Regions from separate parts of the Mus musculus genome. Here region 1 is linked to region 2. A link is a loop called in an ENCODE intact Hi-C map of the cell type or tissue named here. Cell type or tissue: gastrocnemius. All regions are shown on one strand. Links, peaks and the distances in the headings refer to the core of each region. The heading gives the core; the rest is flanking DNA.

The links. Peaks named below come from ENCODE experiments on the same cell type or tissue, not always from the same donor. Only the 100,000 strongest peaks of a DNase experiment are listed, where the experiment ranks them.
Region 1: it touches region 2 in a loop (5-fold over the local background); 17 of 42 quality-filtered maps call a loop at or near these places.

What each region holds. Positions count from the first base shown.
Region 1 is chrX:48,416,462-48,432,136 of GRCm38, reverse strand. Elf4 (E74-like factor 4 (ets domain transcription factor)) reads left to right here. Exons shown (of 9, transcript NM_001381876.1): 2 at 7,783-8,059; 3 at 11,262-11,433; 4 at 11,769-11,861; 5 at 12,938-13,129; 6 at 13,899-13,982; 7 at 14,074-14,266; 8 at 15,113-15,490. The coding sequence starts at 7,988. Among named protein-coding and RNA genes, the nearest start is that of Elf4, 30 kb to the left of the region's middle. In gastrocnemius, for the core only: a CTCF peak has its summit at 8,988 (motif pointing left); a DNase peak (open chromatin) is centred at 8,988; H3K27ac peaks cover 509 bases.
Region 2 is chrX:48,523,852-48,539,526 of GRCm38, reverse strand. It overlaps Rab33a (RAB33A, member RAS oncogene family), which reads right to left. Exons shown (of 2, transcript NM_011228.2): 2 at 9,287-9,878. The coding sequence ends at 9,423. Among named protein-coding and RNA genes, the nearest start is that of Rab33a, 12 kb to the right of the region's middle. In gastrocnemius, for the core only: a CTCF peak has its summit at 7,112 (motif pointing right); a DNase peak (open chromatin) is centred at 7,093.

The DNA of each region.
Region 1 (15,675 bases), core at 7,991-10,490, 110 kb after region 2:
GCAAACCCCAGGGTAGGTGTTCTCCATGATTCCTGAAGCCAAAGCTGTCTGTGGTCTCCCCAGGCCCCGACGGATTGCTTCTTACCCCAGCCTTTGTGGCATCATCCCTTCTGAGTAGGGATTCCGGTGCACTGTGCCTCTGCTTGGATTCCTGCACTTTGTTTTGGATGGTCAGTAGAGGAAGGGGTCATCTGGGAAGGATACTCCCTACAGCCCCTCTTACTCATGGTGGGGGCAGAGCTGAGCCAGGAGCCTCTGTATCAGTTTCTAGGACACACACTGCCAGGGGCCTCGACAAAGAACACTGACCCCTCAATAAAAAGTTATCTGACTTAATATCCTGTTGTGCGGAGTCACAGATTGCCCCAGCTTCGAAAAAATCCACTAATGAATTTAATTAGTCTTTGGCCCATGCTTCTCTTCTTCTCTTCCTTCCTCCCCCCTACAATGGAAGCCAGCAGGACTTTCTAGGGACTGGGCCCGGTGTGCTAAGTCACCATCCACTCAGTGTGTGTGACTCCCTGCCACTTGGTCCTCTGCACCAGGTCAGGAGACTCTGATGCCCACTGAGCACCTGCGTAGGCTCCTGCCCTGTGCCCTAACTAGACAAGATAGAATCTCAGAGGTGACATGAAACCCTCTCGCCCATAAGTGGAAGCCGAGGCAGGAGGATGGTCAGTTTGCAGCCAGGACTCCAAAGCAAAAATCTCAAAACTCAAACAGAAAGACAGAAGCTTCAAAAATGCCCATCTGCATCTTTTCTCCCATTAACTTTGGTATTTTTTTTTTTCCAAAACAGTCCCTGTTTCAAAGGGTCCAGGCTGAATTCTTGTCCAGCCTCATTTCTTGCCTTGATCACTCCATATCTTTGAACATTGTTGTTATTGTTACTACTACTGTGTGTCTGAGTTTGTCCAGCCATGCACGCAGAGTACAACTTTTGGAACTCAGTTTTCTCCTTGCATTCGTGAGTTGCATGGACGGGACACAGACTTTTGTGGCAAAAGCTTTTATCACCCTGAGCCATCTCCCTGGTCTCATGTCTTTTAACATTGTCTCAGGGTCTCTGTATGGCCCCCTCAATCTGTCCCTCTTTTTCCATGAGGTGGTTCTGGCATCCCTCTCCTGGGTTCAGTTGCCCAACCTGGTCATCTTCCATCTCCCCACTTCGGGGACTGTTTTGTAACCAGACCAAATGACTCTTCTCAAGGAACTGCTTTTCCTTGCCCTGGGGATCAGCAGGATGTCCTAGGCGCTCTCCACAGCAGTTCAGATCCTACTGTCTGGATCTAGATCTTGTCGACTTCCCTAACTTCCAACCAATACCCCCCTCCTCTTCTCCCAGGTCAAACTACTTACCTTACTTTTTTATTTATTTATTTTTCCAGTCAGGGTTTCTTTGTGTAGCCTTGGCTGTCCTGGAACTCTTTGTAGATCAGGCTGGCCTCGAATTCACAGAGATCTGCCTGCCTCTCTCTGCCTTCAGAGTGCTGAGATTAAAGGCATGTACCACTATGGCCTGGCTCAACCATACATTTTCTTTATTATTTTTTATCTGGGGGGTCAACAAGATCTTGCTGATGTTTCTGAACATCTCGACACAGATCTTCCTTCCTGCCTCCGCTTCCCAAGTAGCAGGGACCACAGGTAGGTATGTCACTGTGCCTGGCTTTTCCATGAATTTAGTAGTTAATGGCCTTGGCTCCCATGGCTTTCCTTTCCTTTCCTTTCTCTCCATCTAGGTGAAACATTCTGAATACTTAACAAGCAGAATGGCCAAGCCCCACAAATAATAAATCAGACCAGGAAATTGGAAAATACATTTAGAGCCAGGTATTGTGCCCATGCCTGTGATCCTAATACTGGGGAAGCTGAAGCAGGAGGATGGATTTGAATATGAGGCCAACCTGGACTACACAGTGATACCTCATATCCAAAATTCAAATGAAAGGGAGAGGGGAAAAGAGAAAGGCATAGCAGGGAGCCTTTGCCTATAGTAACTCATTTAGCCCTTGGCAGCAGCCCCTAGGACTGGTCACATAGGCCCATTTTGTACAGGATAGTGACTTGCCTAAGTTCCAAGGCAGATCTAGGTCTTCTTCCTGAAAGGTCCACACTCGGGGTCTGCAGGGACCTCTGTTGGCCATTCTAGGCTGTAGGGTCTGTAGGGATCTCCACTGCGCAAACCTTCGAGGTTGTGATAGGTAACAGGACCATGTTCTGGAGGTCAGAAGTTACCAGGACCTAGCCTTGCTCCCTCCCTGCGTCTGTTTTCTCTTCCGGGCCTCTTTTTCCCTTAGGCACTAGGGAAGAGGATGTGGTAGCCCCAGGCCCCTCTAGAGGGTGCTCAGTGAGCTTTCTCAGCGTGACTGAGGAAATCGGTTCCTTTTGTCAGCCCCCCCTCCCTCTACCCCTCCCCTTCCTCTCCTATATTAGGACTTCTCTGGTGCTTTTCTTGCTACATAACCACAACCCAAAGGGCTGGGCGGAGTGACACAGGCGGAGGACAGAACACTCCACCCCACAGGGACCCCAACCCAGGAGAGGACTTCCTTCTCAGCTCCCACAATCCTGGGGTCAGGGAGCCCACCCCCCACCCCCACCCCCCCTTGCCCTGTGAGAGGTCACCTGACGCTTATGCTCTGTGTGAGTGCTGTCTAGTTTTTATACTTAATGCCTCCCTGGGTTGTCTTGGTTTTGTTTTTTTAATTTGGTTCTCCATCATTTTTTTTTGATTGATTTGTTTGTTGTTTGTCTTTTTGAGGAAGCCTTAACTTTGAACTTCTGATTTTTCTATCTCAGCCTACCATGTTCAGGGAGAAAATGAGTCATCACATCTGTTTTTTTATTCAGCATTGGGGATTATAGCCCCAGCCTTTTTTTTTTTTTTTTTTTTTTTTTTAGCCCTGGCCCTGGTGTAGACCTGGCTGGCTTGGAGATTCACCTTGCATGCTAGGCAAACACTGTACCAACTGAGCTACATCCCTAGCTCTTGGGGGTTTTTGATTGTTTGTTTGTTTGTTTTGTTTTGTTTTGGAGACAGGGTTTCTCTGTATAGCCCTGGCTGTCCTGGAACTCACTTTGTAGACCAGGCTGGCCTCGAACTCAGAAATCCGCCTGCCTCTGCCTCCCAAGTGCTGGGATTAAAGGCGTGCACCACCACTAAGACAAGATCTTGTTACGTAACCGAGGCTGGCTTTGTACTGGGGATCCTGAAGATACAACCTCTTAAGTATGGCGATTAAAGGCAAGCCCCACAACACTTGGTTTAGGAACCTAGAGTTTTGGTTGTTTTTTTTTTTTGCAAATAAGCATAGAGAAACCCCAGCCTTGCAAAACCTCGCCCCCCTTCCTGATTTCATCGCCAGTGGAGGGGGCAGGGGACAGAGGAGGAGGAGCTGATGACAGAGCTGTGGCTGGAGTCACTTTACTGGGTACTTGCTCAAGAAGGAGGATTTGGTTGGCTGATTGGAGTTGAGCCTTAAACTGGGACAAGGCTCTGGGTTTGAGTTCTGCTGATGGCTTAGGTCTGCTCTGTCTAGGACTGCGAATTCCATCCTGATGCCTAAATACAGGCTACTGGTCACGTGGTACAGCAGGCGCAACTCCACACTCTTAGCCAGAGGAAAGACTTTTTTTTTTTTTTTTTTGCATAGAGGGGACAGCTGTTCTGTTCCTGGGGCAGCTTCCATTTTGTCTCTGGCTGTTGGGGGAGGGGTGGTGCAGGAGTGGGAAATGACATGAAGGAAATTGTCATTTCCTTTCCAAAGAATTCCAGAAAGGTTTCATGAGAGAACGAGGTATTTCAGGAGTGACAGTCGCCTCTTGAGAGGACAGGGAACTAGAGAATTGCACCGGGTGGCCCAGCTGACTATCTGGCCCCCATGTTTGGCATGTGCAAAGAATGCCTTGGGTGTTACCAGCAATTCGGCGAGCCATTGACTGAGCTGATCAAGCCTAGATTTAAACCCACTTGGTAGAGATTGTGGACGTGGCTCTCCCATTAAAGCTGCCTCCTCTGGTAGGGGAGGGCTGTATGGGTGGGTGCTGGATGCTGCTTGGTGTGTCCCAGTAACAGTCCCAGGAAGGAAGGGTCTGTACCCCTGAGCTGGGGAGCCTAGTTGTGGTTATGCAGAATCAGTCCAAACTACCTCGCTGTTGCCTTGGCTTGGAAAGTGTACTCAGAACCTCAGAGGCCCAGGGTGTGTGTTGACAGGCAGCCCGGCCTTTTTGCTCCGTCTAGTGGTGCACACTCCTGCAATGTGTATCTGCTTTTCGGTGTATCAACCAGGCATCACTTCCCCATCCCAGAGAGACTTGGGAATAGACTTTGCCTGGAGGCACGTGTGTCCTCTGACCTCCTCTCTCTAGCAAGGCAGTGTGCAGGGGGACAAAAGGCCACTGAAGCTGTGGCCTAGCCAAAGGGCTTTGAGAGGAGCCTGGAGACAAGAACCTTCCATGTGTTTCTTGCCTGCCTCCTATAGGGTGTGCCTTCTGTGGTGGTGGTGTCTTTGGTTTCAAGTTCCTGGGAGAGGGGGGTTATTTTGAGGGCCTGGAGGAGAGTAAGTGAACATGCAAATGAGCCTTTCTCCACCTCTCACTTTCAAATCCTCAAACTTTTGAAGGGGGAGGGGAAATTTCTGGACTGAAAAGTTCCAAGAGGTAGGTTTCTTAAACCTTACCAAGAGAGTAGGGCAGCCACATCCCCACCTCTCCATCCCTTTGCTTTAGCTTCAGACAGAACCAGATCTCTGGAGATAGTTTTCGAAGATCTCCCAGCTAGAAGGAGCTTAGACACATATAATATACGGGCACATATAAGAACATTACTGGAATTACTCCTTTCTGCCTTCGACCATGATGGCCAAAGGTTCAGTGCATTTCAACACACAGATCCGGGGGGACCTTTCTTACCTCCTAGTTCCTTAGCAGAGTGGACCTAGGGAAGGGGATCACTCACCTGAGGACCCATAAGTCTCATACCTGTGTTGGAGTTGTCTTTTTTCCCCTGGGGAGCACACAGTCAAAGAGCCTTGCTAACCAGCAGAACCCTGACCTGCTCAGCCCCCCCACCCCCACCCCCGCCCATTGTCTCCTAAGCACTTGAACCAAGGCAGCTCAGTCTGCTTGCCCTAAAGGAGCGGGAGGAGGAACCTATGATTGAGCTCCGTAAGCTGGCCAGACCAGGGTAGCCCTTTGACACACAGAGGCTCTCACGAACATGTCCCCACACTTGGCACACATACACACACCCTGAATATGTATATATACCTGTGGTCTGTTTGTACACTCACAGCAGACAGATAGTGCACCTGTGTAACTAGCAATGCAAAGAATAATATCAATGTAGCCTCTGAGCTTGCACATCTCTCCTCACACGCAGTCAAGGTACATGTAGCTCTATACTGCTCAAAAAAAAAAAAAAAAAAACACAGATGCCCATAGACCAGTATTGGTCATTCACTCATTTGTTCCTTCTTTCTTTTTTCCTGTTTTAAATTTATTTTGTTTAGTTTGGTTTTATGTGTGTGGGGGGGGGGGAGGAGTGTGTTCATGTGGGTGCATGTGACGCTAGTGCGCATGCCTGGATATCATGCCTATGGAGACCCAGAGGTCAGCCTGTCAGGAATTGTCCACCCTGGTGTTCGTTTGAGAGTGGGTCTTTTGTTACCCTGAAGCCCACAGTCTAGGCCAGCTAACTAGCAGATCCCACCGATCTGCCCAACACACTGCCCCAGCTCTGGGATTCTAAGTATGCTTCATTGTGCCTGGCTTTTAAAAACAAAACAAAACAAAAACCCATGTTTTCTAGGCACTGAACTCAAGTGCTCACGTTTTCATAGAAAGTACTTTAAAGACTGAGCTGTCTCCCCAAACCTGGATTTTATAGCCCAGGCTAACCTCGACACCACAGTGATCTGTCCATCACAACTCTCAAATACTGGCATTGCAGGCTTGAATCACCATGCCGATTGCTGCTCCCCCCCCCCTTTTTGCATTTATTTCATAAACCAAACACAAGGCAAGGTGTCGATGTCTTATCAATGATCCACAGTTATCCCTACGGTCAAGGAAGCCAGTGTCTGACTTGGGAGGTCAGGACAATGCATAGAGGTTTCCTAAGCAAATAGTACCAGCAGAACTTTTGAAAATGAAACACTGGCTTAGGAAGAGAAAGCAAGAAGACAAAGATACCTTGAACGGAAGGGCCCCAGTGAATGACCTGGGGCAGGAGCAGATGCAGACTCTTGGACCTGGTGGGTTTAGATGAAAGTGATCACCTTTCATATGACTACTATGAGAATGTTCCCCAAGGGCAGACACCCTGGCTGGTGGGAGAGCAGGAACTATGGAATGCTTGCCTTAAGGGCACTTAGGCTAGGGGAGCCAGATGCAAGTGGTCCTGCAAGATTTTGCAGGCCATGAGGGATAAGGTCACATGCAGGGTTGGGTGAGGCAAGATGAAAGGATGGAGCCAGAATAAGGCTGTTAGCCCTACTGCTCCTCACTCCCCAGCCCCTGTAGTTCCACAAGTGATAGACCTAACCGCGTTCTCTCTTCCATCTAAAGGGAAATTCAACTCTGGTGGATAAAACAGCCTAGCAACTTCTCCAGGCTGTTTGATGGAGTAGGTGGAAAGGTGTGGGGGTGGAGACTGGGCGGGGCTAACCCTGTGGGCTAACGGAAAGGAAGTGGGAGAGGCTTGGGTGTCTCCTCCAGTGGAGGAGAGCGGTCATCAGAGAGGTCACTTGTGGCACCCTTCTTTTACCCCTCTTTAAGTCTCACCCGGAGTTCCTCGTTTATTTCCCAGCCAGGATAAGAGTTTGCCATCCTGGCACTACAGATGGAATGTCAAGGCGTTTCGATGTGTGCTCTAGTGGGTAGCCTGGGTTCTAGCCTGTCTCTGGTGGTTGAGTCAGCCTGCTTGTCGTTATTGCACACATTGAAAACACATCACGAGTTCAGGAACCTGAAGGGCAAAAGACCAGGTACCTGGACAGGTGCAAAGGCCAGTAGGGTCCAGGTGGAAAGAGCAGAGAAGTCGGTCAGAAGGAGTCTGGAAACCAGAGCTTTGGGAGTTGGCCCCAGGTGATCTTGCTAGAAGCAGCCTGGGGCTCTGGTAATTGAGGAGTAGATCCCGGGGAAACTACAGGCAGCTGCAGTGCCTGGCTAGCTTGGGAGGCACTGGGGAAAGACTCGTGTGGGTTTCAGCAGACAGAGACTTCCTGGAATATGGGGGATGAGCCAGCCATAGAAGATGAGGAAGGTTCTGCTGGCCCCTCCCCCAGCCAGGGCTCTCCTCACAAGTTCCCAGGGTGATAGCTCAGTCCTGAAACTGAAAGCAAAGCTCAGCCGAGAACACAAACCCACAGGCAGCACAGTGCAGAGGCCACCCTGTGGTGGGCAATGGGGGTAGGGTTGCTAACAAGCATGCAAGGCATGTGACCTACCAGCCCAGACACCCCTCCCCGCAACCCCAAGTGAGACATTTCTTCCTCTGTAGACTGTTCCTTGAGTCAGCTGGTCCTCACTTCTAAGGTAAACTGAGCCCATGAACACCCTGTGTCCCCTCTAAGCCACACGTACATGAGTCTTTCTCAAGCCAGGATAGTTAGTTACAGATTTTTCCTCCTAGTGCCCCGCGTCAGGCCTGGTCCCTTCCTACTCTGTCTCTGCTGGAAGTCTGTCTAGGCACAGCAGAGCCTCTTGGCTTCACTAGCTGATTAGGGCACGGAGCTCAGGGAAATTGGCTTACTGTTTCCATCTCTCCCTTCTCTGTAGGTTGCTCTTGTGGTTGGCATAGCCCAGCATGCAATCTTGAGCCTGGCATAGTCCACACCCACTCCAACTCTGGTTATCCTCCCCAGAGGCTCAGAGAAGGCACTAGATTGATCCTAACATACCTGAATAACTTCTGTTCGACAACAAACCACCGCAGCTCCAGGGAGCCGGGGGAGTCTCATTGTCAGCTCTGGCAGAAGCCAGTATGGCTATTGCTCTGCAGCCCAGTGATCTGGTCTTCGAGTTTGCAAGCAACGGGATGGATGATATCCACCAGGTATATGGTCTCTGGGAGTAAAACAGTCAGTCAGTATGGGCAATTAGGGAGACATAGCCGTGAACAGCCAGCCTGTGAGTCCAAGGGGTGGGGGAACTTGACAGATAACTAGTCAGCAAATACCCATCAGGCACCAGCTACTCCCTAGGAGTCACTGGATGGTCACTCAGGGAGCTGGTTGGCTACATGCCATTATAATACATGTAGTCACTAGGCTAGCCAAGCAGTTATTAAGCAAACCAGCTGGGCTGTGAGTCAACTGGCAAATGGAACTACACAGACAGTTGCATACAACTGAACATCATGTAGGATGTCTGCTACTTCCCTTTAGCCCCAGTGTCACAGTGAGCAAACTGCTGGGACAACTCCATAGCAAAGAGGGCACTGCCAGCTGCATTTAAAGCACAGCATTGGAGTCTTAGCATCTTCACACTCAGGGCTCCAAACCAGTCGATGGGCTCGCTCATAAATGTCTTCTCGGCCTAAGGATTCAGGACATGCCAGGAATGGGGTCTTTGGGCAGGAGGATGTTGGAAACTACGGTAGGATCAGATCTTGGTACCCTGGTCATGTTTGCTTTATCACTTGTGTTGCACTGAAGCCAGGAGGATGCCTTTTCTGTGCTGGTAAGTGTTCCACAGCTTCCACTCTGCTCCTTCAGAAAGAAAGGAGAAAGATGAGGCAGGCAAGTGTGGAAGTACGGAAGGGAGAGTAGAAATTAAAACTGTTGGGTTTTAATCTCAGTTGAGACAAGATGTCACCTAGCCAAGTCTTTCCCTTAACCTATCTGGCTGCTATCTCCCAAAGCTTGTCCAAGAGAAGATCCAGCTGAATATTTCCAAAACCTTCTCTGAGGAAGTCAGATGCTCTATCTATGGGAGGGTAGAAAACCCTCATACTGGTCCTACCAAAGCCTGCCCTCTAGTGGCCTTTGAGTGCATTGCACTTTCTGGCTTGCTGGTTCTTGGACAAAATAAATCAGCTTGCTTGTCGGTTCCAGGGCATAAAGACTTGTGGAAGGCATCAGATAAGAAGGGAAGAAAGGGTGACCCTTACCTGGATTCTTAGTGCTAATTCACCGTCTTTCGCTTGTTTCCAAGCCTCCAGCAGCTATTCCTATTCTCTATACTCCCCAGCATCTCTGTATGCTCAGCACACAGACTCTCCTCTGATCGAGAGATACTCCAAGCCAAGGCTGCCTGCAATTTCCCTGTCTTCTCCCACTTATCTCTAACATCCCCTGTTCTTATTCCCTTCCCACTGACTTAGGGGAACTCCTACCCTTTCAGAGCATCTGTTTACACCTACCTCCTTCAAGATCTCAAAAAAGTCACCTCTTCTCTCCCACCTTTTCTCCATTTTTCCTTTCTGCTTTCTTCTATCCTTTCTGCCTCCCTCTTTCCCTCTATATTCTCTCTCTCTCTCTCCCTCTCTCTCTCTCCCTTTCTCTCTCTCTCTCTCTCTCTCTCTCACACACACACACACACACACACAGAGAGAGAGAGAGAGAGAGAGAGAGAGAGAGAGAGAGAGAGCTTTCACACCTCTCATATATAACCCCTAAGGTGTCCCTAGCCCTAAAAGTAACCCTTCCCTTCCTTCTGCCTTCCTACTTCAGAATACCAGCTTGTTGGCTTCCCCACAGACCCCATACTTTTTCCATTCTCGGCTGCCTTTTCCTCCTCATAGAAAGCAGTCTTTGCTGTTAAATGTCACAAATATAAAAGAATTCAGAGCCGGGCATGGTGGCACACGCCTTTAATGCCAGCACTAGGGAGGCAGAGGCAGGCAGATTTCTGAGTTCGAGGCCAGCCTGGTCTACAGAGTGAGTACCAGGACAGCCAGGGCTACACAGAGAAACCCTGTCTCGAAAAACAAAAACAAACAAACAATAAAAAAGAATTCATAAATCATAAGCATACATACAGACAGACAAAGGAACGTGAGTGTGCTCTGGTTAAGTAGGAAAGCATGGGACTTAAAAGATGGATCAGCAGTTAAGAGCACTTCTGGCTCTTGTAGAGGACCCAGGTTAAGTTCCTGGCATCCATTTCTGACAGGTCACAACTGTTATAACTCCGGTCCCAAGCAACCCTCTTCTGACGTCTATGGGTACCAGACATACACTTACATTTTGCACATAGATACGTGTAGGCAAAACCCTGACATTTTAAAAAGAAAAAAAAAAACCCAACCATTTGTTTCCCAGAAGCTCCAGGTACCTAATGATAACGTACTCTATGCCAGGCCCTGTTGTGAATGCATCATGCTTACTGATCTGTTTAAACAATCTATGGGGTCCATCATATGAGTAACCTGGTTTCATGACTAAGGAAACTGATACACAGAAAGGTTGGAAAACTTTCCTAGGGTCCTCGTGCTAGGAAATAGCAGATATTAGTTTAAAATCCAAGCAATCTGTCTCTTGGTCAGTGCAATTCAATCACATTTTTTAAAGGTTTATTATTTATTTTATGCATGTGAGTACACCATTGCTCTCTTCAGACACATTAGAAGAAGGCATCAGATCCCATTACAGATGGTTGTGAGACACCATGTGGTTGCTGGGAATTGAACTCAGGACTTCTGGAAGAGCAGCCGGTGCTCTTAACCACTGAGCCATCTCTCCAGGCCCCCTTCAATCACGTTTTATGGAATTCTAGAATGTCCTGTATTTGTCTAGTGCAATGTAGGACCACTAGTCAACATGCAGCTTCAGAGTCCTTGCAAAATGTTTGCCCAGGTTGGGGCTTTAGGTCAGTGGTGGAGTGCGTGTTTAGCATGTACAAGGCCTTGAGTTCCATCTCTAGCACTGTGCATACATAAAGCACATGGCTGACTGCAAGTCCTGCTAAGCTAAGCCATCTATCTCTGTTCATCAAGATCTCACTTAAAGCATCACCTAGGGTGAGAGGCCTGACAAGATGGCCTAGCAATTCAAGGTGCCTGCTGCAAAGCCTAATGACCTGACTTCCATCCCCAGGACCCACATGAGTGAAGAAGAAAACCAACTCTAGCAAGTTGTCCTCTGACCATCCCCACACACATGCGGTGGTATGCCCCACCTCAAAAATGACTAAGATTTAAACAAAAAAATGTGATTTTTAAAAAGTATCACTTAGTGAGGTTGGCCGTGGCATCTGGTAGGGTGGGCTTCTCAGGAGGAGGGGAACCCTGACTCAGATCTCTTTCTTCTCCATAGCTGGAAGACCCTTCAGTGTTCCCAGCCGTGATCGTGGAACAGGTCCCCTATCCTGAATTAGTGCATCTGTGCTCAGGACTGGATCTGGATGAGGTCCACAATGGCATCATAAGGGACAGGACCTTGTGCATGACACAGGATCAGATTTTAGAAGGCAGTATTTTGCTGACAGGTCTGTTCTTTTTTCTGGTCGGGTAAGGTGTATGGTCCGAGAAAGGGCAGCAGCCTTCAGGGAAAAGCAACTCCCCGTGGCTGCTGATAGCCCCACATAACAACCAATGCTTCCCACAAAAGAGGAAGGAATCATCTTAGCCCATCCATAAACTCCTCAGACCGGGTAGCGCCCACAATGGAAACCAGTTTGGGGAGGGGGGTCGGTGGGAGGAGCTCTGATATCTGCCTAGCTGTACCATAGCCCATCTCCCCTGGGGTTGGCCCTTTTATTAACTATTCTGAAGCCTGATGAAGCTCTCCTTTCTCCTCCCACTTCATGGAACTTGGAACCAGATGATGATGTATCCACCTCAAATAACGTGTCATCCACTGAAGTCCTATTCAATGTGGCAACTCCCAGTGATGTCCTGGATGAGAAGCAGATCTGTAAGTTTGAACTTGAATACCTGAATTCAAGGTGATAAAACAGCCCACGTTGCTTCCACATGCTGGGTTCTCAGGCACATGTGCATTTGCTCTCAGTCCTCACATCCCTCAGTGGAAACGTGAAAAGACTCAAACAGAAACATCTCACAGCCCCTGTTGCCTGTTCCTGAAGGCCAGATTCTTTTTTTTTCCATTTTTTATTAGGTATTTAGCTCATTTACATTTCCAATGCTATACCAAAAGTCCCCCCATACCCACCCACCCCCACTCCCCTACCCACCCACTCCCCCTTTTTGGCCCTGGCGTTCCCCTGTACTGGGGCATATAAAGTTTGCCTGTCCAATGGGCCTCTCTTTCCAGTGATGGCTGACTAGGCCATCTGGCCTTCAGGAACTAAACAGGGTCCTGAAGGCCAGATTCTAAGAGGGCATAGATGCCTATTGATCTGCCATGGCTCCAAGTTCCTTAGAAGACCTCCAAGGTAGCTCCCCTTAGTTCCTTCCCTAGAAGGTACTCTACTGCTCAAGACAGTCCCCCAGTCAGTTGCCCTTACCCAAGAGGGTACTATGGCATATTAAAGGAAAAAAAAGTCTCCGAGGCTAAAAGAAATGTCTCCCCTTGCCTCTCACTAATATTCAACAAATATTGACCGAGTGCCAACAATGTCCCACTGTTGCTGTGTGACCATGGCACATGACTTGCCATTTTTCAGTTTCCTTATCAGGAAAGCAGAGGAATTGGGATTAATGATTTCTGGAGTCCTTTTGACTTGTCAGATGCGTGAATGACTAAATCATTCAAGTCCTTTATCCGAATGCAACCTGGCCCTTCCCCACTACCAGCAGTGAGAGATAAATGTAGCCTTTGTGGTTAGGGCTGATCACACCTATAACTAACTCTGCAGATGTGGGACAAGACCCCTGAGGCAGCTTTAGATGTAGTCTGTGTGTGTGGCTTTTGAGAACGGCATCTGCACCCTCCCTGTGTGCTACCCATTTTACTCTGGAGTTACAAGAGAGAGGAGGATGGCTCTCCTTGCCCTCAGCTCTGCCCATCACCGGCCTTTCTTCTTGCAGTCAGCTCACCGGAAGTGCTTTCAGACTCCAACTCTGTTCAGGCCATCAATCTACCCAACTTCCTGCTCTCTACCCCTGAACCTGATGACCTGAAGAAGACAAGTGATGCTGGTGACCAGAAGGAGCATTCTGAGGAGGAGAAGGTCTCCAGAGAGGAAAATCTTAGGAAGATGGGGAAGGCACGGAAGAGAAGTAAGGATGAGGGGGAATATATGTGCATCTTCTGTGTGGGGAGCCTTGGGGGGACTGGGAGGCCCCAAGCCTGAGTGGTTCGAGGCTTGCAGATACATTAAGGTGCTATCTCTTTGGTCCAGCAGGGATGGACAAAAGGTTCCTCTTCTGAACGTCTTGGCTTCCTTAGGTGTTCTTCCCAAAGCCAGCCTTCCTCTCACACTGCTTCTATCTATCCAGAGCATTCATAAACTCCTCTAGCTATGCCAGTATTCCCAGTTGATTGGATTCTAGGGTAGGTGTTGGGACAGCAGGCATAGACTCCTGGCTAGTTCCTGGACTTTGGGGGCCCTCCCTTATAAAAATGAGTCATGCTGTATGCTTATCTAGCTTCTATTGCGTTTATGAACAAGGCCATCTATGCAAGGACTTTGGACTTTCCCAAGCTCCTGTGTTATTGATTTACTTAGGAGATGGCTGCTTGATGCTGCCTTACCAGCATGCCTCCTCATATCTCTGTACCACACTGATCGACTCCACAGCAACACCTTTAGGCTATCTCCCATTTCAAAAGTTAGATCAAGAATGTCTGGCCTAGCTGTTCACCTGAACTTTGGAATCTAAAGGTCTCTCATTTGCAAATCTCTCATCTCCTCATGTGGTAGCCTTGATGTGGTATAGATACTTCTTGGCTGTTGCCGTGGGGAAGGATTAGACTCCCAGCTTACTGATCTGGCTTGCCTAGCTAACTTTGACTTCAGCTTTCTGCTTACCTGCCTTTTCTTCACAGACCGAAAGACCAAGAACAACCGAAGTACCTCACCTGTCACTGACCCTAGCATGCCTATACGGAAGAAATCCAAAGATGGCAAAGGTATAGCTGGCTTTCAGGTGAGGTGGGCAGGGTGCCCCCTTAATTTAATTTCAGAAGCCTAAGCAGCCCTTCACTACCTCTCCCTCTGCAGGCAGCACCATTTATCTGTGGGAGTTCCTCCTGGCTCTTCTGCAAGACAGAAACACCTGCCCCAAGTACATTAAGTGGACGCAGAGAGAGAAGGGCATCTTCAAGTTGGTGGACTCCAAGGCTGTGTCCAAGCTGTGGGGCAAGCAGAAAAACAAACCTGACATGAACTACGAGACCATGGGGCGAGCCCTGAGGTAGGAGTTGCTGGGACACAGAATTTCTTCCCCAAGGGATCACTAAGATCTTCCTGTGCCCAAGGAGGCTCTCCCACTTGAAGGAAGACCTGATTGGTCCCCTCTAGGAAATGGCTCTAACATTTCCCTTTTCTTTCACAAGCCCTCTTTAGCATCTCTTTGTTGAAGGGTAGTTTAGCTCCACAGACACCCAAAACATTTCTACAGAGGGCTTTTGTCACATTTTTGGAAGCCAGAGATGGCGTTGAGTTGTCCCCGAGATGCATCCTTGGGCCTCTACCCTCTGTCCCTGCACGCCCTTTTCTTTTCTTTTCTTTCTTTCTTTCTTTCTTTCTTTCTTTCTTTCTTTCTTTCTTTCTTTCTTTCTTTCTTTCTATTTATGAGCACACTGTAGCTGTTTCCAGACACACCAGAAGAGGGCATCAGATCCCATTACAGAAGGCTGTGAGCCACCATGTGGTTGCTAGGAATTGAACTCTGGACCTCCAGAAGAGCAGTCAGTGCTCTTAACCGCTGAGCCATCTCTCCAGCCTGCTTACACCCCTTTTCACTCTTCACCTACTACTCACTGTCCTTAGTCCCAAAGCAATATGGGATTGACATTGAATACCCCTTTTTTGTACATCTGATAGACTGTAGTAACTTTTAAAATGTCATAAATGGCCCTTTGTGTCTGAGAGTTGGCTATTTTTTCCCAGCCCCACCGTCTCCTGGACTGTCCCTGTTCAGTCCACCTGAGTCCCGTGCTTGCCCAGCCTTAGAAAGTAGCATATTGAACAAATGGAACGACAGAGCCTCCTTACTCAACCTCTGATAAACCCACCAATCCCCTTCTTGTCCCTCCAGATATTATTATCAAAGAGGAATCCTGGCCAAAGTGGAAGGGCAGAGGCTGGTATACCAGTTCAAGGAGATGCCTAAGGACTTGGTGGTGATTGATGATGAAGAAGAGAGCCCTGAGACACCAGAAGACTCTTCCCAGGCCTCGACTTCCTCCACACCCTCGACCAGTACCATCCGGAGAGCCAGCTCCAGGGTCGGAACCAGAGCCTCCCCCGAGGACAAGGATAACCCTCCCTGGGAGAAGCCAAAAGTCCAACACACTGGTCTCCAGCCATCTGCAAGCCTGGAGTTAGGATTGTCTGTGGATGAGGAGGTTCCCACCACCTCCACCATGCTTGCCAGCCCACTACAGAGCCAGGCCAGGCTCACCAAAACTGTGAGGTAGGAGCATCCTAGCAATCGCAGTCTTCCTTTAGTCCTTCCTGTTGACTATAGGGGGTCAGTGGTCAGGTTCCTGTGAAGCTCTGCTGCATTTCCAGTTTTGTGGGGTCTTCACAGAACCCCTAAGAAGCAAGCAGGGCACTTGTTGGTCAAGAGGAAAGATGGGGCTGGGGAAGTGGCTCAGT
Region 2 (15,675 bases), core at 5,995-8,494:
GACTGGAGAGATGGCTAGGCCATCTAAAGGCTAGACCCATAGAAGAGTTTGGTTCCCAGCACCCATGGCAGTCTCTCCGGTACCTTTTACCTGGGCGATGGCAGTGCATGCCTTTAATCCCAGCATTTTGGAGGCAGGGGCAGGCAAGTTCCAGGGTAGCCAAGGCTGTTAAACGGAGGAACTCTGCCTTGAAAATGACAAAGTATAAAATTACCAAACAAGTGACAGAAATAAAAACATTGAACCAATCAGCCAATAACAGATATTTCTCGAAAGAAGTGGAGAGCCGGTTCAGCAGTAGCGGTGCTCTCTACTGACCTCCGTGGGTACTACATGCCTGTGATGCACAGACATGGAAAAGCAACCATACACATAAAATGAAAACCAAAGAGCATACATGGGCTGCTTCGAGCCTCCGACCCACTTCCTCCCAGCCCATATGTAGCAGAAGACTGCCTTGTCTGGCCTCGGTGGGAGAGGATTCGCCTAATTCTATAGCACAATGATACTCCAGGGAAGGGGGGTAGCCGAGGGGGTGGGAGGGGGAGCACTCTCTCAGAGGCAAAGGGAAGCAGGTGAAGAACTTTAAAGTCTTAATTTTAAAGAAATAATACAGCTGTTAGGATTGCCCGTTGAGAAAAGGTTGTGCCACCAAGCCTAATAACTTGAATTTGATCCTTGGAACTCTTAGGATGGGAAAAGGGATCTAACCGCTACACATGTGCCCTGGCGTGCATACACACCATAAATAATGTATCTTTTCCTTAAAAGATATACCAATGGCTGATAAATACAGAAAAATATACTCAACACCCTTAACAATCGGGAAAAGGCAAAGTTAAACTACATTGGCATCCTGTCTTGCTACAGTCTATAAATGGCCATCATCATAAGGTTGTGAGGGAAGAACACTTTCAGACCACTGGAAGGAACGTAAACTCATGAAGCCAAAATGGAAATCTCAGTGAGGTTCCCCAAAACCTAAAGAAGTGCTGTACAACTCATCTGTCCCTCTTCTGCTAGCTGCCTGAAGGACTGAGTGAGCATACGACAGAAGTCCTTGCGTGTCTATATTTGTTGCCGGTCTATTCACAATAGTCTGGGTATGAAATACCTAGATCCTTGTTAACAGGTGAATGGGGAAATGAATGAGTAAAGAAAAGGTGGTGCATATAATCTGGAGTTTTTGTCAGCCATAAAGATCATTGTGCCATCTGCAGGGAAATAGATGTGAGTGGAGCTCATTATGTTAAGTCAGACTCAGAAATTTTTCACATTTACTTTCATATATGGAAAGTGGTGTGTGTGTGTGAACATGTGTGAAGGAAGAGGACTGTGGAAGAGAGAACAAGATATGATGATATGTAACCTAGAATAAAACATTGTTTTGATGCATCTGGGTATTTTGCCTGAATACACACACACACACACACACACATGTTTTATATATATATATATCATACACACTCCATGTGTATTCAGGTGCCCTTGAAGTGTCAGCCTCAGCACCACTAGAACTGGAGTCAGAGGTATTGTAAATTATACACTGTGAGTGCTAGGAACTGAACCTGGTTCCTAGGCAAAACAATCAAGTGCTCTTAACCACGGAGCCTGCTCTTCAGCCAGTCATTGTCTTCTTTTATAAAGAGTTTGGGTTTACTTTTCCTTAAATTGTGAGGAACTTATTCTTTTTCCTTCTTTCTTTCTTTCTTTCTTTCTTTCTTTCTTTCTTTCTTTCTTTCTTTCTTTCTTTCTTTCTTTCTTTCTTTCTTTCTTTCTTTCTTTCTTTCTTTCTTTCCCCAAGACAGGATTTCTCTGTGCAGCCCTGGCTGTACTGGAACTCACTCTGTAGACCAGGTTGTCCTTGAACTCAGAAATCCACCTGCCTCTGCCTTCCAAGTGCTGGGATTAGAGGCGTGTGCCACCACTGCCTGGTGAGGAACTTATTCTTTTTTTTTTTTTAAGATTTATTTATTATTTATTATATGTAAGTACACTGTAGCTGTCTTCAGACACTCCAGAAGAGGGCATCATATCTCGTTACAGATGGTTGTGAGCCACCATGTGACCCGTCCAGCAGGTCCAGTTATTCGAGGGTCTTGAGGGGACCTTCTCCTAAGAACCAAATGGGGGGTAGAGAGAGACGAAGGTCTTGTGCGAATAACAACACGGAAACGTTCTGAATTGCATCAAGACCCCACTGTATTGAGAAAGGCCCAAGGCAAAAGGGGAAGTGCCTTTCAGCAGGAAGGATGAGGCAGTAGAATTGCACAAGCAAAAGGGGAAGTACAGTTACTTATCAGCGGGAGGGGTGGGGCAATAGAATTGCACATTCTTTAGGCAGTTACACGGGGAAGCAAGAACTTGGCGGTATCAGGGTGTGGTCAGGACATCGGTGATGATTTAGGGCTGGAATATTCTGTGGTTGTTCTCGGAATCGGTGTGTCGGTGGCCCGCTTTTGACCCCCTTTTCTTCTCTGGGGAGAGGCCCAATTCAGAGATCAGGACAATAGTGTTGTCTTAATAGCTCCCAACAACCATGTGGTTACTGGGATTTGAACTCCGGACCTTTGGGAGAGCAGTTGGGTGCTCTTACCCACTGAGCCATCTCACCAACCCCGAGGAACTTATTCTTAACAACACCTCATATACCTATTTTTACCCCATAGACATTAGTTCTCTGGAACTCAGTGTCTTCAGTAGCCTTGCTCTTAGTGGCTTTTTATTTAACCAGTGGGAAGTTTTCTTCCTGGACAAACTTAAGGGGGTTTCTTATGTTTCTCTCCTACTGTTTTTATTCATTAATAGTGAATATATCTGTCATATATACATATGTAGCCATATGTATATATATAAAACATGTATGTCATGTATGGTGGTGTGTTTAGAGAACAGCTTTGTAATAATGGTACTATGTGTTAAGTACTGTCACTACTACTACTAATCCTTAGGAGTGACACTGGAAAATACACATCAATGAAATCTAGCAGATCATAAACACTGTGGATATTCATAGCTTTTAGTTAGTTAGTTAGTTAGTTAGTTAGTTAGTTAGTTTTCGAGACAGGGTTTCTCTGTATAGCCCTGGCTGTCCTGGAACTCACTCTGTAGACCAGGTTGGCCTTGAACTCAGAAATCTGTCTGCCTCTGCCTCCCAAGTGCTGGGATTAGAGGCGTGCACCGCCACTGCCCGGCCGTAGCTTTTATTTATCATCTCAGGTCTTGCAATACCATGCTGCTGAGTGGAGGACATAGTTTTGCTTGTGGGTTTGTGTGGGTTTGCTTGCTTGTTTGTTCGTTTTGGGATGGCATGGAATGAGACAAACTTTTACTATGTAGCCCTAGATGGCCTTCAATTTACTATGTACAACAGACTGTCCTTGAATACCCAGAAATATAAATATATATAGAGAGAGAATCCTGTCTCATTTAGAAGAAAACCTCTTACATTTAGAAGAAAAGATTTTTTGTAGAGCTTGGCATTGACCCCAAGGCCTTACATATGCTAAGCATACACTATCAGTTACTTACAACCCTAGTCTTTTTTTTTAGCAGAGGTTTGGCCTCAAACTTTTGCTGTAGTTGTTGTTTTCTTGTTTGGGTTTGTTGTTGGTGATAGTGGTGGTTGGTGGTAGTTTGTTTGTTGATACAGGGTTTCTCTTTGTAGCCTGGCTGTCCTGGAACTCAGTCTGTAAACCAGAGTGGCCTTGAACTCACAGAGATCCACCTGCCTCTGCTTCCAGAGTGCTAGGATTTCAAGGTGTGTGCCACCACTGCCTGGCTTGGCAAAGTCTTCATCCTGCAGCCTCAACCACGCAAGTGTTGGGATTATAGGCACGTGACACAATGCCTGGGGATCCATTAACAGAAGGATTTTGCCTGAGCTGGTGAACACTTGTAATCTCAGCACGATGGGGGCAGAGGCAGGATAATTTGAGGCTACTCTGTGCTATATTTCGAATCCCTACTCCAAAATTTTTTATTAGTTATTACCAGGAATTCACTTTCAGAAATCTTGGCTATTTACTCAATGTTTTTTTAAAAATGATTTATTTATTATTATATGTAAGTATACTGTAGCTGTCACTGTAGCTGTCTTCAGACACACCAGAAGAGGGCATCAGATCTCATTGCAGGTGGTTGTGAGGCACCATGTGGTTGCTGGGATTTGAACTCAGGACCTTCAGAGAAACAGTCAGTGTTCTCTGAGCCATTTCTCCAGACCCCTTCTCAATGCTTTTAATTTTTGAAAATATGTTATATCAATCGTAAAAATGTCCTTGTTTTGAAATAATTAAAAAGTATGTCCGGGGTTGTTCTTTACCCATGATCTCCATTTCCTTCTGTTCCATAGTTTTCCATCATAATCTATCTGATTCGATGAACTATAGCATAGTCTAGTGGGAAGGGGCTTTTATTTAATTTTATTACATTTATTTAGTCATTTATTATGAGTTTATGTGTATGAGTGTGCACATGCACATAAGTTCATGAAAGAGACTTTAGGAAGTCTCTTCTCCTACCATGTGAGTTCTTCGAATCAAACTCAAGCTTGGCAATGGGCACCTTTGTTGGCTGAGCCATCTCACCAGCCCTGGAATGAGATATTACTATTAAGCAAGCCTTCAGAGCCTCTGACCATAATTGTCAGTAAATGAGTAGGCTATTTAAACAGTTGCCTCTCTATTGATTGGATCAAAATGCCCTAGAGACAATATGAAATATTTTTATTAACTAAGTTATTTATTCACTTTACATCCGGGATGCAGGTTTCCCTTCATCCTCTCCTCCCAGCCCCGCCCTCTCACCTCACCTCCCTCCCTGGAAATAGTTTGCAAAATTGATTCAGGGTCAGGTAGTGGTGGTGGCACAGGTCTTTAATCCCAGCACTGGGGAGGAAGAGGCAGGCAGATCTCTAGGAATGTGCGGCCAGCCTGGTGTATAGAACATAGCAAGCTCCAGGTCAGCCAAGGCTACATTAGAGACACCTCTCAAGTGTAACAGCACACAACAATATGTGGAAAATACAATATACAAATATCTATCCAAAAATTACATTTCACTTAAGTTATCTTCCTTGAATCTTCCAGAATTCCTGAACAAAAGATTTCCAACCCTATTTTATAGATGAAGACACCAGGTTAACATCTTTCTGGAAGTAATGTTATCAGGAAGTACTGACATTTGAATGATAAGTCATTTTCCTTGCCTTGTTTTAGTAAAATTAGATCATTTTCTTCCTACTACTAAAGGTTTTTGGAGGTTGGGGGGCAGAGAGGTTGGGTTTTTTGGTTTTGATTGATTTTTTTTGTGTGTGTGTGGTGGTGCTGGAAATGGAACTCAGGTCTTCATGCATACCAGGCAAGTGTGCGACCGCTACCGCTACCGCTGAGCTACTCCCCAAATGAAGGGGTAGTGCATGCCTGCCATCCCAGTGTTCAAGAGACTGAGGCCGAGGAATTGAGAGTCTCAGCCTAAGCTGTCACATATTGAGCTCCTGGAAATCCTGAGCTACAGAGCGACTCACTGATTCAAAAAGGAAATAGCAATTGTCTAAAGCTGTCATTAATTCAGTGGGAAACATAAAGGCAGCAAACGAGAGTTAATCCTAACCAAGTGCCATGGCTAAATAAACCAGACTGGTCAACTGATTACTTCAAGGCAAAAGGACATGTAACTTCGGGCAGGACCATTTGGCCTGCATTTTCGACATACAGCAAGTCATAATGGTTCTTTCAGGAGAGATGGCCCGCACATACCAAAGCTGGGAAAGGGCCTTGGTCACAAAAGACTGGTCATTAAGGCTACAGTAACCTTGAATAAACAAACTCTTTGATGTAACCCTTATCTTCCAATACATTGCCACCACTTATCTCTGTAAGGACCTTAGAATTTCCGACCCTGGTCTGGAGAGATGGCTCAGAGGTACTTACATATAATAATAAATAAATCTTTAAAAAAAGAATTTCTGACCCTAGCCCAGATCACAAACTATCATGTTATTACTTTACAAATCTATTGTCCTTGACCTAAAAAGTATGAGTGCATCATGCTTTGCTCATTTCTTCAGAATCCAGTGCTGTGAAAATTTCTGTGTATATGTAAAATAAATTGAAAAAAAATCAATGATCTTGACAAGATCTTGACAAGAACTGATCTTGTCAATCCATTCTTGTATGAATTGGGGTCATTGATCTTGCCAAGGAACCCACATACAAACTAAGAAGAATAGAGCTAACCTCTTTGTCGAATAGTCTGACTCCATTCAGTGAGGTCCCTGGAAGGATATGCAGGACAATATCGGAGGTAGCTCCCCTTTATTTGGTTTTCTGTTTTTATTTTTATTTTTGTTTTATTTTATTTTTTTGTTTTATTTTTGGTTTTTCAGGACAAGTTTTTTCTGTGTAGCCCTGGCTGTCTCAGAACTCACTCTGTTGGCTGTTTGCCTCTGCCTCTGCCTTTATCTCCTGAATGCTGGGATCAAAGGTCTGTGCCACCACTGCCTGGCACCACTTTATTTGAAGTATCTTGATTTCCATGAGGGGTTGGTGGGTAGGCTCAAGGCAGCCAGGTTTCTTACCCATAAGTCTACCTAAAGCCTCTTCTAGACATCTAAGATGAAATACTTACTGGGGAAGAAATAAGTACAAACCAAAGGATGAAAGCCACTCATAAAATTCATTTCTTGTTCTGGTTCAGCCGCATCATAGCCCGTGGAAAGGCTGAGTTCCAGAGTGAGACACTAATTCAAAGGCAATCAATATGCCCCCAAAGCAACAGGACGAGTTACTTTTCCTGGCTTCAGCGTCTGCCCACTGCACAGGTGAAATGGGCTCGTTTCTCCCTGTTTGTCCACGCTGCTGCTGTGCCGTGATTCTTAGCAGAGCAGATTCACAGGCTTCCCTGGGGAGAGTGAAGCCCGAGCGATTTGACAGGGAGTAATCCCAGGACACCTCAGGCCATTTCCTTTTGTAAGGATATCCTAGCTTCTGCTGTTTGAGTGCCTGAGTTGGGACTAGGATTTCTTCTTGCTGCTTTGTGCAAACATTCAGGAACTTAGAGAACCACTTTGCTGCATTCACTAACTTCACCAGCAGGGGGCGTGGGATAGCCATGCAATCCTCCCCCTAGAGCCAATTTTGTCTCTTGCATCTAGAGTGGCTCTCAGTGTGGAAGTGTTTATACTCAGGATTAGTCTTCCCAAGTCTCTTGAAGTTAAGAGGCTCTTACCTACTAGTTTCAGGCAAACAGCCCAAGGACAATGAGCGTGACCAAAATAGTTTCATTTTTCTTGCTCAAGGCCTGAAAGGATCCACTTCACCCAGTTGAGTTCCCTGGAAACTCGAAGTGTCCCCTATTGTTCACACAGATGGCTTTCATGTTGTGGCTCTAGAAAGATAGCTTTTGCCTTTAGAGCTTGCCAGACAGCTTAGAGAAAGCGACACACAGAGAGGCATGGGGGCACCACAGGATCATCTGTGAACACTTTAAGAATTCAAATCCCTGAGCCCCACTTTAGAGCTTCTAGATAGACTGGGTTGGAATTCTGTACTGTAACTAATTGAGGTTAGCTTGAACCAGCATTTGAGAACCACTAATTCAAGAGACTCGCCAATGAGCTATTTCATCGATCCTAACAGCCCTGCACTGCCCTTAGGGACATAGGTAGCTAAAGGACTTGGATTAACCCAGGGGGGTTCGTTGTGTGAATCATTCTGAGTTCCTTGAGAAACTGGCCTTCCCCAAAGGAGCAAATACCCTACTTTTACTTAACATGCAAATAAATGGGCTGGAGAGATGGCTCAGTGGGTAAAGGTGCTTGCTCCCAAGTCTGATGATGTGACTTTCAATTCGTGGTGGCAGGAGACAATCAACTCCTGCAGGCCATCCTGTGACTTCCACACATATTCTGGCATGCTTTGTCACTCCCCACACATAAATAAATAAATAAATAAATAAATAAATAAATAAATAAATAAATAAAATGAAAACAAGTTAAATACAGTTTTTTTTCTAGCACCAGTCACTGGTGTTGAGTGTACAGTGTTCTGTATTCTTACAACATAACCCTATACTCACTGTTGTCTGATTCTTTTTTTTTTTTTTTTTTTTTTTTTTTGACACAAGGTTCCTAGGCTGCCCTGGAACTTGCTCTGTAAAGTAGGCTGGCCTTGAAGTCACAGAATTCTGCCTGCTTCTGCCTCCTGAGTGCTGGAATTAAAGGTGTACTCATCACTGCCCAGCTTAATTCTATTATTTCTTAAAGATTTATTTTATGTGTGTGAATGTTTTGTATGTACGTGCACCACATGTCAGAGGAGATCAGAACTGGGCATGCATTCCTTGAAAATGGACTCACAGACAGTTGTAAGCCATGATGTAGATGCTGGGAATTGAACCTGAGTCCTCAGCAAGAACAGCAAGGGCTTTTCATCACTGTACCATCTCACCAGCCCCCGTTGTTGAAGTCTTGTTTGTAAGTAGTTGCATTATTCTGTAACTGGGTCACGGGGCCTTTGGACAGGATGTGTCTTCCTGTAACACATATTCCATGGCATTCTTTGCATAACATGTATTATTATTAGACCAACAGGGGATAAACATCAACTTCTCATGATGAAATTGGTGGGGGGGCTGGTGAGATGGCTCAGTGGGTAAGAGCACCCGACTGCTCTTCCGAAAGTCCGAAGTTCAAATCCCAGCAACCACATGGTGGCTTACAACCATCCGTAATGAGATCTGACTCCCTCTTCTGGAGTATCTGAGGATAGCTACAGTGTACTTACATGTAATAAATAAATAAATCTTTAAAAAAAAAAAAGAAATTGGTGGGGAATGGGATTTTTGTGAAAGAACTGGGAATGTGAAGCTGCTTCTTTTTATACTTTAGAAAAGGAAGCAAGACATCCAAGCCACACACCTCGGAAAAACGGGAAATGTTAAATCCACATCTCATCTCACAACTTCAGGGTGATGCACGCCTTTAATCCTAGCACTTGGGGGGGCAGAGGCAGGAGGATCTCTGAGTTGGAGGCCAGCCTGGTCTATAGAGTGAGTTCCAGGACAGCCAGGACTAGGCTGAGAAATCCTGTCTGGGGGGGGGGAGAGACAACAAACAAACAAACATGCAAACAGACAAACAAAAGACATTTGACTGTCAAAACCCTCCTCTGTGGGTGGGGATGTAGCTCAGTGATGTAGCTTTTTATTATCAAGATGCGAGGCCCTGGCTTCTAGTGTCAGCACTCCAAAAAAAAGTCTCCTGGAAGAAAGCAAGACACAAAGCCACGTGATAATCTATACAAATTTTATTTTGATATTAGTTTGTATGGAAACAAGCAGGTGTAGGTATTATGCAGGCACAGAAAAAAGGGAAAGGAAAAACTCCAGTGGTAATTCTCGAATATTGACACCATTTGGCTTCAACAAGGACAGGAGGCTTTACCGTTAGCCTCTTGTGAGAACTCCAGTTTCTGCACCTTGCCTTGCTGCCTCTCGGCATCACGGTACAAGAGGGATTTCTGGGCCTTAAGTCGGCAAGCCAGGCACATGAAGATCGACTCCACATTCTGGCTTTCTTTGGGGTCCTTGGCTGATGTCTCAAACAAGAGCATGTTATGAGCGTCAGCAAATTTCAGGGCTAAGTTGGAGGGTACCTGGATCTGTTCCCTCAAGTCACACTTGTTACCCACAAGCACCTTGGGGACGAGTGGGGGCACAGCATGCCCGTTGCATTCCTGGATCCACATTTTTAAGTTGGTGAAGGAGGTCATCTTGGTGACGTCATAGACAAAGACCACGGCATGCACGTTGCGGTAGTAATGCTCAACCATGCTTTTACGGAAGCGTTCTTGGCCTGCCGTGTCCCACACCTGAACCTGCAACAAAAGCCCATATGTAAAATCAGAAAAGGAAACAAGAGAAAAAGCATCGTCGGAGCTGGCCAGTGGTGGCACATCCTAGCAGCGGAGAGGCAGAGATGGATGAATCTCTGGGAGTTCAAGGCCAGCCTGGTCTACTGAGTTCCAGAACAGCCAGGGCTCTCACACAGAGGAAACCTTGTCTCAAAAACAAACAAACAAAAAAACTCAAACAAATGCATATTCTTTAAAACATTAGAAAAGGTGGTTACAAGGCCTGATATAGCAAGTACTTCTCGATATCTTAGCAATATAGACCCCAGAGTGTAGTTTTATAGTTTGCTAAGTGTTTTTTTTTCTTTCTGGATGAAAATACTGAGTGAAAAGTTTAAGGGTTGTAGTATAAAAATAGTACACAAGAGCTGGAGAGATGACTCGGTAGTTAATAGCACTTGTTGAAGAGGTTCCCAAGTTTGATTCCCAGCACCCATAAGGTAACTAATTCATAACTGCCTGTACCTACAGTCCCAAGGGATTGGATGCCCTCTTCTGACCTTGGCTAGCCCGGGGCATGCACATAGTGCACTTCACATATATGCAAGCAAAACATTCATACACATAAAACAATCCTTTAAAAATCATTTAAAAATATACCCATGTGGGTCAAATTTCCTGGAGGGCAATATGATAATTTTATCAATAATCTTTAAAACGTCCACGACTCTTAAGACTTATAATCCTGCTTTCAGGAATCTATACAAAAGGCATTGAAAAGATGCTCTCAAATTTTGTGAAAATATCTTCATCACGGCGTTACTGCTCCTGAAGGAAACAATGTTCACTGGGAGAGGAATAGCATACGGGCGTGTGTGCACACACACACACACACACACACACACACACACACACACACACAGAGGAATGCTTGCCCCAGTTCACACCTGCAACTACAGCAATTCCTGTAATCCGTAAGAGCTAGGCAAAAAGATTGCTGAGAGTTCAAGACCAGCCTGGGCTACATGACAAAACCCTGTCTTAAAAGACCAGAGAGACAAAGTGAGAAAGAGAAAACAGATAAAAGAACATTTCAGGGCTGGTGTACTCAAATTTTAACCAATCCCAAATCTGTTTCATATGACATAGTCTCAATTTTCAAAAACATATAACATAAATATATTTGTAGAAAAGTCTAGAATTATATATATCAGAATGGTAATAGCTATTCGAATACAGGAAATATTTGTTTTCTTTGCTGCTATTGTTTTGAGACAGGGCCTTAATGTGTATATAGTTCAAACTGGCTTCCAACTTGCTATATAGTTCAAGTTAGTCCCGAACTAGTGATCCTACTACCCGACCTTTCTGAATTATAGGCATGCAACCTCTTACCTAACTTTTGCATTACAAGAAACACTGAGTCCAGCTAGCTTAAGCTACAAAGCAAGTTGGAGGCCAGCCTGGGCTGTATGAGAGCCTGTTTTCCTCCCATCAGAAAAGCAAAATTAGTGTTTAAATCCTCACCATTGAGCCTTATTTATTTGTTTATTTATTTATTTATTTATATGAAATCTCATTATGTAGTCTAGGCTGACTTCCAATTCATGATCTTCCTGTCTCAGCCAACCTGGGGCTGGAATTATATGTTCGAGCCACCATACTTGTTTTTCAATTTATTTTTAAATTCACTTCTTTGTTATGTAAAAGATAATTAAATCTGATCTATTTTTTTCTGCTTCTTAGCTTTTGGGATAAAGGCCAAGTTATGAAGAGAAAAATCTGGTATCAGTCAGCACATACACAGACATAATTCCCAGGGGGATGACTCTGGGAGTCAACATATATTCAAGTCCAATTTTATTTTCTGTAATGTATGCAAGGTCTGGGACAACAGACATTCATGCTCAAAATGATGATCTCAAGACCCTATAAAATTCTCAGTTAAGAAACAAAATTCTTGAGCCGGGCATGGTGGCACACGCCTTTAATCCCAGCACTCGGGAGGCAGAGGCAGGCGGATTTCTGAGTTCGAGGCCAGCCTGGTCTACAAAGTGAGTTCCAGGACAGCCAGGGCTACACAGAGAAACCCTGTCTTGAAAAAACAAAAACAAACAGACAGACAAACAAATAAAAAAAAGAGAAAGAAACAAAATCTTTCTTTTTATGGCCACTAATTTGACTACTGTAATTTTCAAGTGAAGCATATAGTCTTTATTTGGAATTAGCAGTCAGTGAGTATAATCTTTGGAATATAACCGAAGCTCTTTGCTGACTGAAGATCTTATAAGGCCATCATCCTGGACATCGGTTTTCATTGTCCAGGCTCTCTTTCACCCTCCAAGATCTTCTAGTGAAGCGTTTGTTTTTACATCTTCTATTTGAATTTTTCTTTGACAGAAGCTCACATATAGCCTGGCTTGGCCTCAGTCCTTCTGTCTCAGCCTGCTAAGTATTAGGGTGCTGCAATTTCTTACCATCTTCAGCTTCCATTTGGATTTTCATGCACCCTGGGTCAGGCTCTCATCTCCCTACTCGTGAACTCTAGTAGTCATTGGTTTTTGGATGTCTCCAATCTCATTCATTCTTGAAGATTCAGCTTGTGCCTCCACTATCATTGTCAATTTGGGGGGTGGGGCAGGGGAAAAGGACATTTTTTGAGACAGGATTTCTCTGTGTAGCCTTGGCTGTCCTGGAACACGCTCTGTAAACGAGGCTGGCCTTGAACTCAGAGATCAACCTGCCTCTTTCTCCGAAGTGCTGGGATTAAAGGCATGCGCCACCATGATGTCTGGTTCAAACATTTTTTTTAATATTTAAAGACTTTATTTATGTATTTATGTATGCATGCATGTATTTATATCTAATGTGTATGAATGTGTACACCACATGCATTGCAGTGCCTGCAGAGGTCAGAAAAAGAATGGCAGATTCCCTGAAGTGGAGTTACAGATGGTTATCAGCCACCATGTGAGTGATGGGAATGAAACCCCAGACCACTTGAAGAGAAGCCAGAGCTCTCGACTCTTGAGTCATCTCTCCAGCCCCCCCCCCCCCCCCCCCGCAAATCTTGTGTAACTTCTGCAATTCTCTTTCCTTAGGAACTGCACTTTGGGTCTAATCATACCATTTAGAATACATCTGTGTGCTCTGTGTCCACGAGTCCTGCTGTTCCCTTGCTGACTAAACTTGGCAGCATTTTTCAGCCTTAGATTGTACATCACTGAGGTGGTGGTGATCAAAAGCCTGAGCACTAGAACTCCCAGCAACTGGACGGCTCAGGGATCTGCCAGAGCCATTTCAGAGAAAGCATCTGACTTTGGTTACATGCGAAACCAAAAATTCTCAAAGACTTATTTGTTTCTGTAAGAAGAGACAGAAAAAAAATATATATATATATTATTCCTTCTATCTCTCTGGTGCTTGGAACAGGAAGAAAGCGAGGCAGATGGGGAGAGGGATGGAGGTCAGGGAGAAGAAAAGAGGCCTAGTCCAAGAATACCATTTCCACTTGGCTCCTGATCGCCAGTTCCCACCCCCAGTCTCTAGTCGTCTTCACTCTTGCCTCTGAGTGAAGCTGAATTCCTAACGGCCCTCAGGCATGTGGCAGATGCTTTAACACCATGAGCTCAGGATTCTAAAAATACCTGCAGGAACACGGGTGGGAATGTGCGAGGTGTTTGAAGCTGAGTAAGGTTGGCTGTTCGACTTTTCCTTGGCGTCCTAATTGTGTCCACCACTCAAGTTGCCAGAACTGTAGGGAGAGCCCCTCTGCTGGAGACCTCCTCTGCCTTTCCAAAGCTACAAAGAAAGCCTTGAAGTTTTCGTGCAGAGGCTTGGTAATTCGGGGGTAGTTACTTCTCCCTCCCCACTCTATAGAAACCACATCCAAAGTTTTGACCCACCCCCACCCCCGTCATGATGAGACTGAAGCCTGGAAGCAGGCTACAGCCAGCAGAAAACAGAACTAGGCAGTAGGGCTTCAGTGCCTTTGAAAGGGAAATACATTAGGCAGGCTCACTGGACAGATGGAATGGGCTCTCTGTGTCAGGGGATGCAGGTTTCCCTGTCCTCAACATCCTCACATGCCTTTCATCCTTGCTAGGAAGTGAAAGTAGATGCTCCCTCTCCTCCTTCCTCCTTTCCCAGTGGACATGGCAGAGGCCTGCCCCTTAGCTACTCTCATCACTCTCAGATCCTCATCATTCTCAGAGGGCCAGTAGGGTACTGTGCAATCAAACCAACTGCAATGCAAATCTCTGTCCAAATCCCGTGCTAGTGGTGGGTCCTTTGTTCAGCATCCCCATCTGGAAAATGAAGAGAGTAAGAGCAATTGTGTAGGTATGCTTTGGTGGCATTCCTTGGCTATGTATGACACTATGACACTGCCCAGGACAGATACCAGAACCCCCAGATGTCTAAATCACGGAAGCTCAAAGCTCAAAGGCTTCTATAAAATGGTGTGCTGTTTACATATTCCCCCCCCTCTCTCTCAGTTTTTCGGACACAAGGTTTCTCTGCGTAGCCCTGGCTGTCCTGGAACTCACTTTGTACACCAGGCTGGCCTCGAACTCACTTTGTAGACCAGGCTGGCCTCGAACTCAGAAATCCACCTGCCTCTTCCTCCCATGTGCTGGGATTAAAGGCATGCGCCACCACTGCCCAGCACATAATCTCTTAAAATATTTGATACAACGTATTGCTTATGGAATAAGAAAAATCTGTATGCCAGGTAGTGGTAGCACATGCCTTTAAGACCAGCACTTGGGAGGCACAAGCACTTTCCTAACAGAGCTAGACCCTCAGTCCCTGCTTTTATTTCTAAATGTTTTATTCTCAGTTAGTTGGGATGAGAAGGCCAACTGTATACAGTCTTTCTTCCTTTCAGGCCTGACACTGAATGAATCTACACAACACTACCCTGAATCTACATGGACAACCAGCTGAGTGCAGCTGGAAAGACAGCATTCTGACTTCTAGTTAGTAGAGGGGTAAATGAATAGTCTTTTCTTAGTTGGACCTCACTCTCCTCATCTCTATAGTGGGAACATGAGCTTCTCTGCTTGCTAGGACAATCCAATGACATGATATATGAGAAACAGCGTTTGTAAAATGGGACGTGCTCAATGGATATTAGTTGCTACCATTGTGTCAGAAAGAACAGCAACTTTTAGTACTGTGCCTTGGATCTACTGGTTCTCATTCGGGCACACTTGGCTCTAGAAGCTGAAACAGGGCAAGGGCAACCAGTGGGGTGTGACAGGGAGAAAGATGTATCAACTTTTCATGAGTGGCTTGGGATAAGCCCAGATTAATGAGGGATAGATGGAAGGTTTGGGGTGGGGGGCACAGTGTGGAGAGCTGCCACAGAGAAACCGCACCTTTTTACCATTTTCTGAGAGTTATATCCGCCTGGTAAGCTTCAGCAAGCTCTCCATCCCCTATACAATCTCTTAGCTGACCTAAGTATTTTTTTTCCTTAAGGGACATAGCTGGCATCATTCTATAAATGGACCATGGGTATCCTTTTGTTGGAAGCCAATGGCAGAAGGCATATGTGCAAAAAAAGAGAAGCATTTACAACCTTTGGTGGATGGAGAAAGTTTAAAAAATTTTTTTTCAATTAACTGGACTGTCCCATATGTATCTAAGATACACAGGTATACTAACCTGACACACATGACAATAAAAAGGACAGAGACAAAGATAGACAGGGGGGGAGGGAAAGGGGGAAGAGAAAGGGTGGGAGGAAGAGGGAGAGGAAGGGAGGAGAAGAAAACAAGGAACACACAGTGACGGATAATTAATCATTAGGGTGACA